2 separate regions of the Homo sapiens genome follow, and region 1 is linked to region 2. A link is a loop called in an ENCODE intact Hi-C map of the cell type or tissue named here. Cell type or tissue: sigmoid colon. All regions are shown on one strand. Links, peaks and the distances in the headings refer to the core of each region. The heading gives the core; the rest is flanking DNA.

Evidence for each region. Peaks named below come from ENCODE experiments on the same cell type or tissue, not always from the same donor. Only the 100,000 strongest peaks of a DNase experiment are listed, where the experiment ranks them.
Region 1: a loop joins it to region 2, with 3 times the contacts of the local background. A loop is called at or near these places in 23 of 110 quality-filtered maps.

Annotation. Positions count from the first base shown.
Region 1 is chr12:116,542,156-116,547,532 of GRCh38, reverse strand. No RefSeq gene overlaps it. Among named protein-coding and RNA genes, the nearest start is that of LINC00173, 11 kb to the right of the region's middle. In sigmoid colon, for the core only: no CTCF peak of the experiment used is centred there; DNase peaks (open chromatin) are centred at 2,154, 2,572, 2,806 and 4,062.
Region 2 is chr12:116,589,924-116,595,300 of GRCh38, reverse strand. No RefSeq gene overlaps it. Among named protein-coding and RNA genes, the nearest start is that of MAP1LC3B2, 33 kb to the right of the region's middle. In sigmoid colon, for the core only: no CTCF peak of the experiment used is centred there; DNase peaks (open chromatin) are centred at 856, 3,020 and 3,041; H3K27ac peaks cover 1,543 bases.

The DNA.
Region 1 (5,377 bases), core at 150-5,149, 48 kb after region 2:
CCCGCCGCTACCTTGATTTTGGACTTCTGGCCTCCAGAACTGTGGGGACATCGATTTCTGTGGTTTTAAGCCCCCAAGTTTGTGATGATTTCTTATGGCACCCCTGGGAAATGAATACACTTTCCTTGCTGCATGGATGGAAAAGTGGGCTAAGTGAAAAAAAATATTGGAGAAGCCAACAGAATTTGAAGAATACTAATAACTAACAACAATGGATTACATTTATTGAGTGCTTACCATGGGCCAAGTACCTGCCCAAGTTAGACAGTGACAGGACTAAATTTAAACTCAGCAAGTTGTGCCCCGAAGCCCGTGTGCTTAACCAGCCTCCCTGCACTCCCAGGAAATAGTGGAAGTTATATTTGGAAGGGGAAGAGAGAAGTGAGATCTGAAGGAGAGTTTGAAGGAATTTAATAGAGATTTTGGAGCCAACTGCCATGGAGGTGAGATCTAAACATTCAAAAGTTTTGCTTTACTTTATATAAATTGGAATTTTTTTTTTTGGTGTTCCCAGAGAAATGTAAAGATTTCAAGTGCTCTTCAGTTTATATATATATATATATATATGTATATATATATGTATATGTATATATATATGTATATATATATGTATATGTATATATATATGTATATGTATATGTATATGTGTGTGTATATATATATATATATATATATTTTTTTTTTTTTTTTTTTTTTTTTGAGACAGAGTCTTGCTCTGTCTCCCAGGCTGGAGTGCTGGAGTGCACTGGCACCATCTTGGCTCACTGCAACCTCTGCCTCCCAGGTTCAAGCAATTCTCCCGCCTCAGCCTCCCTAGTAGCTGGGATTACAGGCGCACGCCACCACACCTGGCTAATTTTTGTATTTTTAGTAGAGACGAGGTTTCACCTTGTTGGCCAGGCTGGTGCTTGAACTCCTGACCTCAAGTGATCTGCCCACCTTTGCCTCCCAAAGTGCTGGGATTGCAGGCATGAGCCACCCCACCTGGCCCCCCAAAAAATTATTTTATTTTTGACATAACGCAGTGCTGAGACTGGAGCACAGGGTACCTGAGTTTTATGTGGGTTCCTTTTTCACTCATTTGACCTTCATCCATTGAGCTCTGGCTTATCTGCCAAAATCTGTGCTCAGGGCTGGGCAGAATGGTAGATGACTGAGAACCAGACCCTGCCTTAGGGTCAGGGATGGTCTCAGCTCATGAGGGCTGGAGACGCATACAAAGGGCCTGGAGTTTGGGCATCATTCCGTGGGCAGTGGGAATTGTTATGCAGGAGGAGAAAGCTGGAGAGGTGGAGTACAGGCTCCATATCTGCCCCCAACCCCCCGCCCCCACACTGCTTTTCAAATCCCCTCTGGTCTTTGGCAGCCTGTTAGCTACATGGATAAACCTATCCCGGCTAGACTGCTGAGTAATACCACCCCTTTCTGATAACACAGTCAGATCAACTTTTTTTCTCTAGGCTATCTTGTGTATGTATGGGGGAGTTTGGGAATGGGGCATGGAGTGAGCTTGGTTGACTTTCCTCACATCTTATCACCTCGATGGCCCCCGTGATATCCAATTGTTGGGTTAATCCTGGCTTTCAGAAAATATTCTCCTTGATTATATGGACAAAACTAGATTCAATTCAGTTTTGAGACTACAGGGGAGCCTCAATGGCATGGTCGTGTGACTCGATAAACTCCTGGGGTGGCCGGTGCAGTGGCTCATGCCTGTATTCCTAGCACTTTGAGAGGTCTGGGGAGCTGATCACTTGAGGCCAGGAGTTGGAGAGCAGCCTGCGCAATGTGGCGAAACCATGTCTCTACCAAAAATACAAAAATTAGTTGGGCATGATGGTGCATGCCTGTAGTCTCAGCTACTCGGGAGGCTGAGGTGAGAGGACTGCTTGAACCTGGGAGGCACAGACTGCAGTGAGCAGAGATCGAGTCACTGGACTCCAGTGGTGTGATTTCTGCCTCAAAAAAAAAAAAAAAAAAAAAAAAGCTTCTAGGGAGAACAGACAATGGTCAGAAATTATCCTTGGAAATCCTTAGAAAGACACTAAGTTGGGAGCTGGTCAATTTCTCCCCATCAGTCCAGGGCAGCCTGGTTTTCTCCAGCATCAGAAGAGGTTGCCAATTGTCCAGCTGAGGACCAGCTGAAGTTGGTCGGCTTTTAGAAGTCGTAGGATACGAAAACAACAGATATTTAAATACTAGACTCATGCTTGAGGCTGAGAGGCCCTTGGGAGCAGAGATTACTGGGTGGATCCGAGATCTACACCAGGAGAAGAAGGCGAGGCTTTGCTTGCCACTTGCATTTGTTAATTCTATCTTTTCTCTTATTATTATATTATTATTATTATCATCTGCCGAGTCCCTATCATTGAATTTGCATAATAGAATTGCATAACTTATAGGACCACACTATCATGCAAATTTTTCCTGAAAGTACTTGCCTTTAAATATGACAGTTACCTCTTCCTGACTACAGAAGCTGGGTTTAGGAAAATCAGAGCAATTTCAGTCTCTGATCCTTTCTCAGAGTAAACTTCGGCCAGCTTCACTGTCCACGTGGCTCTACTGAGGGATTACAATCTCCCAGCCAAGTTGGGTCTTGTCCACAGCGATCTTGGAGCCAGTTTTCTGAATAAATCACAAAACTGTTCCACAGTTGCTGTGTTTACTCAAAAACTCATCTTCTATTGCTATGCAAACGTAATAGTTGTGGATATACTTTATATTTGGCAGTACTTTTTATTGTGTGGTGTTTCACAAAGTGTGCTCTGGGGAACACTAGGGAGGTAGGACGCTCTGTGGAAAAATAGTGTCCTGGGCTGAAGAAGTTTGGAAACCACCTGTTCTTGGATGAACATTCACACATCAACTGACCCTGAAGTAGAGACATCTGGGTAACTTGGTTTAATGCAGCATTGGCCAAATTTGTTTGCCCATGAAATCCTCCTCCTTGGTGTACTTTGGGAGCCAGAAACACGGGGAGAAGGAAGCAAAAGGTGGCCAGGTCCTCTCCAGTTTCCTCAGGCTGTGCGTCAAACCTGAGTTAGGAGATGGGGACTAGGTGGCTGTTTTAAAGTAAACTGGCAGCCGGACATGGTGGCTCACACCTGTAATCCCAGCACTTTGGGAGGCTGAGGTGGGTAGATCACTTGAGGCCAGGAGTTCAAGACCAGCCTGGCCAACATGGCAAAACATCGGCTTTACTAAAAATACAAAAATTAGCTGGGCATGGTGGCACTTGCCTGTAGTCCCAGCTACTCAGGTGGCTGAGGCAGCAGAACCACTTGAACCCAGGAGGCAGAGGTTGCAGTGAGCTGAGATCACGCCACAGCACTCCAGCCGGGGCGACAGAGCCAGACTCTCTGGCTTGGCCTTTTCAATATTGGGAAGTGGCCAGAAAGTTACAGGATCTGTTCATGATGCCACAAAGGACTGGGAAAAGGAGATTGGCAAGAATGTCATTGACAATTGTCTTGAGAGAAGAACCCTTTTATGTGTGTGTCCAGGGTGTTGAAATATACAATAAGCCAGTTACAAAGACTACCAGGCACCTCTTCTCTGTGAAGCCCCATCCAGGGGGTTGAAAACTGTCCCCTAAAATTCATATCCACTCAGAATCTCAGAATGTCATCTTATTAGGAAATAGGGTTTTTGCAGATGTAATTAGGCCAGGTTCAAGATGAGATCATCCTGAATGAGGACAGGCCTTAAATCCAGTGGCAAGTGTCCTATGAGGGACAGAAAAGGACACACAAAAATGCATGAGGCAGGTCATGTGAAGACAGAGCAGAGACTGGAGGTATGCAGCCACCAACCAAAGAATTCTAGGGGCCAGCCGGGTGCGGTGGCTCATGCCTGTAATCCCAGCACTTTGGGAGGCCGAGGCGGGCAGGTCACTTGAGGTTGGGATTTCGAGACCAGCCTGGCCAACATGGCGAAATCCTGTCTCCACTAAAAATACAAATATTAGCTGGGTGTAGTGGCACATGCCTGTAGTCCCAACTACTCAAGAGGCTGAGGCAGGAGAATCAATTGAATCTGGGAGGCAGAAGTCGCAGTGAGCTGAGATTGCGCCACTGCACTCCAGCCTTGGCAACAGAGTGAGACTCTGTCTCAAAAAATAAATAATAATATAATTCTAGGAGCCACTAGAAGCTGGAAAAGGCAAGGAGGGATTGTCCCCTAGAGCCTTCAGAAGGAGCTTGGCCCTGCCTGCACCTTGATTTCAGACTTCCAGCCTCCAGAACCATGAGAAAATAAATTTCTGTTGTTTTAACCCCCGAAGTTTGTGTGATTAGTTACAACAGCCCTAGAAGAGTAATACAACCCCCATGCTAGTGTTGCCAATGGGTGAGACAGGATTCCCCATGCAGACTAAAACTGTGAATTATGCAGACTGCATCCCTATCGGTGAAGGTATAATGGATACATGTGAACCTGAGACGTGCTAATTTTTGCACCAGGGTGGATAATTAGTAAGAGGCTGTATGGCAGTCTCGAGGGCTCAGATGCAGCGTGGAACTAGTGAGAGAGATTGCAGAGCACAGGTGAGGTTTTAGGGACACTGGATTTGTCTTTGGGTGATGGAATACAGGAAGGGCAGGTGAAGCCATTAACTGCTAGAGGGATATCAACTAGAAAAGATGTGAAGGCTGAGAGCAGTCTCTCAGGGAGACTAGTCTTGGCAGACCCGAGGAAGAGCGACTTGATAAAGAGACATTGCTGGAAGGAATCCAAGAAGGACAGAGCCACTGGGCCAGGATTGCCGCGCACTGCCACTGCCCAGGCTGGACCTCAGGGGCTCAGGAAGCCATTTTGCGATGAATCACCCCTGCCCCGGGGCCACTTTCCACCGGAGGTGATTCTTAGTTACTTCTCATACTGTCGTTTAACTTTCCTGGAGTTCAAGTCCTGCACTGTATGAACTTTTATGAACTTTTTTTTTTTTTCAAGACAGGGTCTCGCTCTGTCGCCCAGGCTGGAATGCAGTGGCATGATCTCAGCTCACTGCGACCTCTGCCTCCTGGGTTCAAGCAATTCTCCTGCCTCAGCTTCCCGAGTAGCTAAGACTACACACCACCACATCTGGCTAATTTTTGCATTTTTAGTAGAGACAGGGTCTCACTATGTTGGTCAGACTGGTCTCGAACTCCTGGCCTCAGGTGATCGACCCACCTCGGCCTCCCAAAGTGCTGGGATTACAGACGTGAACCACCATGCCCGGCCTAAACTTTCATGAATGTTTGACTACTGGCTCCACCTCTCTTTGCCTCTGTTCTCCAATCTATGAAATGGGGATAATAATATTTGCCTCTTAGAACCCTGAGAAGATGACATAACACCTGGAAGGTGCTTCACCCAGTTTCTGGCACACAAC
Region 2 (5,377 bases), core at 73-5,072:
AATTAAAACAACATGGGCACCAGCCAGCTACATTTTTGAAAACAGTGTTTTTGTTGTTTTAATCAAGGACACCCTTCCCACCCTCCATAACAAACTCTGAATTGAAATGGGGGAGAATTTATAAGAAAATAAAACAATTCTTTGGTATTCTGGCACAAACTCATTTTCCTTCTCATCAGCTCCACAGTGTAAGTGCCTCTCTATATCTTATTTTATTCTGCCCGCAGGCTTATGGGGATTAATGAGTCCATGCCAAGAGACCATCTTGAGTGGCACAAGAGAAATTCCATTTGTAGCTGAAGCCCACCTGTTGCATTCTCTCCACAGATGGAGGGTCCCTCTTAGGGTCCTCCAGGGTCTATGTCCCCATGGTGACTGCGGACAGCCCAAGGGGCGGCTCAAGCCCTAGGCTGGGTCTGTGTATCAACCATGTCTTTTGTTTTCTGTATTCTGATGCTTTGACATCTTGGGGCCTTGGTGACCCTGGAAGGACTTCCCCTCCCAGAGCTGTCCAATTCCTGGAGAAAGTGAACAGGTCACCGGAGAGCATGCCTTTCAAATGCAAGCCAATCCCTCCAGAAACCCTACCCCCAGCAGCCTATTTTATTAGACTTTCATAATCTTGGTCACTACCTACCTGCCATAGTCACCCCAGAGCCAGGAACCAGACAACTAAGGGACAGCCCCTATACCTCCAGAGCCTGCTGAAATTATTCAAACGAGCCAATCCTAAACCCACTTACCCTGCCTTGCTTATTTTTTCCTGGGGAAACCACAGTAAAGGCGCTGGCCCATGTTTCCCCACCTCCCCTGCCTCCTGCCCCACCCTAGTGCTGCCTCGTGCAGCCCTGCGTGGTGTGCCATGCTTCCTGTTTTAGGCATCTGTGGACATCATCAACTTCTTCCTTCGTGACAGTCGTTTCCGTGTCTGTGTGTCTTACCAGCCTCGATTAAAACAGATTCCGGGTACCCTTAATGAAGTCTACTCTTTCTGTCTGGGTCTGAGGCAGGTCACTGTGCTCTCCCAGCTACAGCCTCCTCTTCCATGAAATGGGGACAGGGACATCCAGTGGTTGTGAAGATTGAGTAGGTAACAGAAGTGACTTCCCAACAAAAGAAGCCCCTCCCAAGTCCCTCCTTATCTGGCCTGCGTTGTTATTTTAAATGACATTTATTTGCGTTTGAAACAACTTATTGGCCAGGCGCGGTGGCTCATGCCTGTAATCCCAGCACTTTGGGAGGCCGAGGCAGACAGATCACAAGGTCGGGAGATCGAGACTATCCTGGCTAACAGGGTGAAACCCCGTCTTTACTAAAAATACAAAAAATTAGCCAGGTGTGGTGGTCGGTGCCTGTAGTCCCAGCTACTCAGGAGGCTGAGGCAGGAGAATGGTGTGAACCCGGGAGGCAGAGCTTGCAGTGAGCCAAGATGGTGCCACTGCACTCCAGCCTGGGCGGCAGTGCAAGACTCTGTCTCAAAAAACAAAAAACAAAAAACAAAAAACGTATTTATTTATCTCTTTGCCCACTTCTCTCTACTAGAAAGAAGGCTTTTGTTCATTGCTGGGCACTTAGGACCTAGAACAGTGTTTGGCACATAGTAGGTGCTCATTTAACAGTCAGTATGACATGCTCATGAATGTGGCTGGCATTTAGATGTGCATTTATTTTATTTTATTTTGAGACAAGGTCTTGCCCTGTCCCCCAGGCTTGAGTGCAGTGGAACAATCATATCTCCCTGCAGCCTCTACTTCCCAGGCTCAAGTGATCCTCCCACCTCAGCCTCCCAAGTAGCTAAGACTACAGGGTTGCACCACCACACCTGGCTAAGTTTTGTTTTTTTATTTTTATTTATTTATTTATTTTTTTGAGACGGAATCTCGCTCTGTTGCCCAGGCTGGCGTGCAGCGGCACGATCTCGGCTCACTGCAACCTCTGCCTCCTGGGTTCAAACGTTTCTCCTGTCTCGGCCTCCCGAGTGGCTGGGACTACAGGTACATGCCACCATGCTGGCTAATTTTTGTATTTTTAGTAAAGACGGGATTTCACCGTGTTAGCCAGGATGGTCTTGATCTCCTGACCCCGTGATCCGCCTGCCTCGGCCTCCCCAAGTGCTGGGATTACAGGCGTGAGCCACTGCGCCTGGCCTATTTTTTTAATTTTTAGTAGAGACGAAGTCTTGATATGTTGCCCAGGCTGGTCTCAAATTCCAGAGCTCAAGCGATGCTCCTACCTCACCCTCCCAAAGTGTTGCGATTACAAGCATGAACCACTGTGCCTGGCCCATTTCTTTCTTTTTTTCTTTAAGACAGAATCTCGTTCTGTTGCCTAGGCTGGAGTGGTGCAATCATGGCTCACTGCAACCACTGCCTCCTGGGCGGTGCCTCCTCTTACCTCAACCTCCTGAGTAATTGGAACCATGTGCACGAGCCACCACATGTGGCTAATTTTTGAATTTTTTTGTAGAGACAGGTTCTCACTATGTTGCCCAGGCTGGCCTTGAACTCCCGGGCCCAAGCAATCCTCCTGCTTCGGCCTCTCAAAGTGCTGGGATTACAGGTGTGAGCCACTGGCCCAGGCCTAAATGTACATTCTTATTGCTGTCCTTCCGTCTTAGTCTTTTGGGATCTCCTCGTGTTAACTTGTGTGCATTCGGGCCCTTTACAGATTGGAAGCCGTTCGGGGAGGTTCTTATCACTTTTGCTGGCCTATAAAGTGTCCTACTTGTGCACAGGCCCTCAGAACACTTTGTAAACATTAACTTTGTAAATAGCATGCTTTGTGTGCAGCAGCTGGGGCAGGATTTGCTGAAATAAGATGGTTCTGAATAAGGCCAAACCTGTTCTGGAAGGGAGTGGGAGGTTTAAGCACAGAGACCTCAGAGGCCACTGGGCCATTTGCCCAGGGATGTCCAGCCAGCGGCTTAGGGTGGCAGAGATTCCTGGAAGACCGCCCCTCCCTGCACCCCAGGAACGCCTCCCTTTGCCGGGCAGCCCCTGCCCTGGAGTGAGTATTGTTTTGCTCCTTTGGCAGAACTTCCTGGATCAAGTTAAGAAAGTTCGTCTGGCTGCCAGAAGGTTTCTTGTGTGGATTTATTGAGCCCCCACTGAGCAGAGGCGTCGAGGCTGTGAGTTGTAAGACACTAACACTCATTCATTCAGTGGATCCTTTTGAGCATCCCCTCTGATCCAGGTGCTGGAGATACAGGGGCAAGGAGACCAACGAGGGAACAGTGACTCTCACAGAGGAGGTACTTGGCTCAGCATAGACAGCACAGGGTCTGCGGGAGCCAGAAAGGAGGGCTGAGTTCAGACAGGCTTCTTGGAGGAGTCATGCTTCTGTTTATACCCAGGAGTCTTTAAGTTGAAGTTTATAAAACCTCAACTCAAACAGGCTTAAGCCTTAAAGAGAATGCATTGGATCACAGAATGAGTAAAGCCAGGAGTAGGTGGCTTCAGGCACAACTGGATCAAGGGGCTTAAATGAAAATTCCATCTCTTGGTTCTGTCTTTCTCAGTGGGTTGACCTCATTTCCTCCAACAACAGGTAGGATTCCCCCGACTTGGTTTAAAAGATAAGAACTGAAGCTCTCAGCTCACATTCTTCTTCTTCCTTTTTTTTTCTTTTCTTTTTTTTTTTGATTTGCTCTGTCACTCAGGCTTGAGGGTAGTGGTGTGATCTCAGCTCACTGCAACCTCCACTTCCCAGGTTCAAGCGATTCTCGTGCCTCAGCCTCCCAAGAAGCTGGGATTACAGGCATGCGCCACCATGCTTGCCTATTACTATTATTATTATTATTATTTTTAGTAGAGATGGGGTTTCGCCATGGTGGCTAAGTGGTCTCAAACTCTTGACCTCAAGTGATGTACCTGCCTCAGCCTCCCAAAGTGCTGAGATTACAGGCATGAGCCACCACTCCCAGCCTTTCTCTTTCCATTTTTTTGCTTACTTAACTAACACTTACTGAGTGGTGAACAAGAAAATGTGCAACAGTTTATCCTACAGATAAACTTACCTATGTGCCAAAGACACAAGAACGTTCATTATAACATTGTTGCCGGGCGCGGTGGCTCACGCCTGTAATCCCAGCACTTTGGGAGGCTGAGGCAGGTGGATCACGAGGTCAGGAGATCGAGACCATCCTGGCTAACCCAGTGAAACCCTGTCTCTACTAAAAAAATACAAAAAATCAGCCAGGCATGGGGGCGGGTGCCTGTAGTCCCAGCTACTCGGGAGGCTGAGGCAGGAGAATGGCATGAACCCGGGAGGCGGAGCTTGCAGTGAGCAGAGATTGCGCCGCTGCACTCCAGCCTGGGCAACAGAGCAAGAGTCCATCTCAAAAAAAAAAAAAAATCGTTTATACTAATCAGGGACTGGAAATAGCTTAAATATCCACCAACAAGGGACTGGTTATATAAATAATGAACTGTAGTGTCCCCATACACCATAGGCTGGACAGCCTTTACAGAGAATGAGTTAGAGCTACATCAATGCTTCTCACCAGGGGGTGACTTTACTGCCCCAGGGGACATTTGGCAACATCTAAAGACATTCTTCACTGTCACAACTTAGCAGGGTGCTACTGGCATCTAGTGGGTAGAAGCCAGGGATGCTCCTCAATATCTTACAGTGCACAGAACAGACCCACAACACAGAATTATCCAGACAAGGATAAGCACCAGATTTGTACTTATAATACAGAAATCTCTAAGATATGTTAATTTTTTAAGAAACACAGTAGAAAAATCATAAATATACTAGATGACCATTTGTGCAAAACAAGAATCGTATCTCTATATGGGTGTATATATGTGTAGAACACTCTGGAAGAATAAATAAGAACATGGGGAGCTGTGTCTTCTGAAGGGCCTGGGGGAGAGGTATGGGACAGGAATGTATTTTTCCTATACAGCTTTTTGTACTGTTTGGATATTTTTAAACCACATACTTTACGTGTATTCTTTAAAAAGTTAAAACAGAGGGGGCGCGGTGGCTCACGCCTGTAATCCCAGCACTTTGAGAGGCCAAGGTGGGTGGATCACCTGAGGTCAGGAGTTCGAGACCAGCCTGGCCAACATGGTGAAACCCCATCTCTACTAAAAATACAAAAAAATTAGCTGGGCGTGGGGGCACATGCCTGTAATTCCATCTACTTGGGAGGCTGAGGCAGGAGAATTGCTTGAACCTGGGAGGTGGAGATTGCAGTGAGCCGAGATTGCACCACTGCACTCCAGCCTGGGTGACATAGTGAGACCCCGTCTCAGAAAAAATAAAAAATAAATAAAAAATAAATAAATAAAAAGTTGAAATATAAAAAGTATAGACATTCAGCCAGATTCACCCACATTCATTGCTTGTCCGCTTCCTAACACCCCAC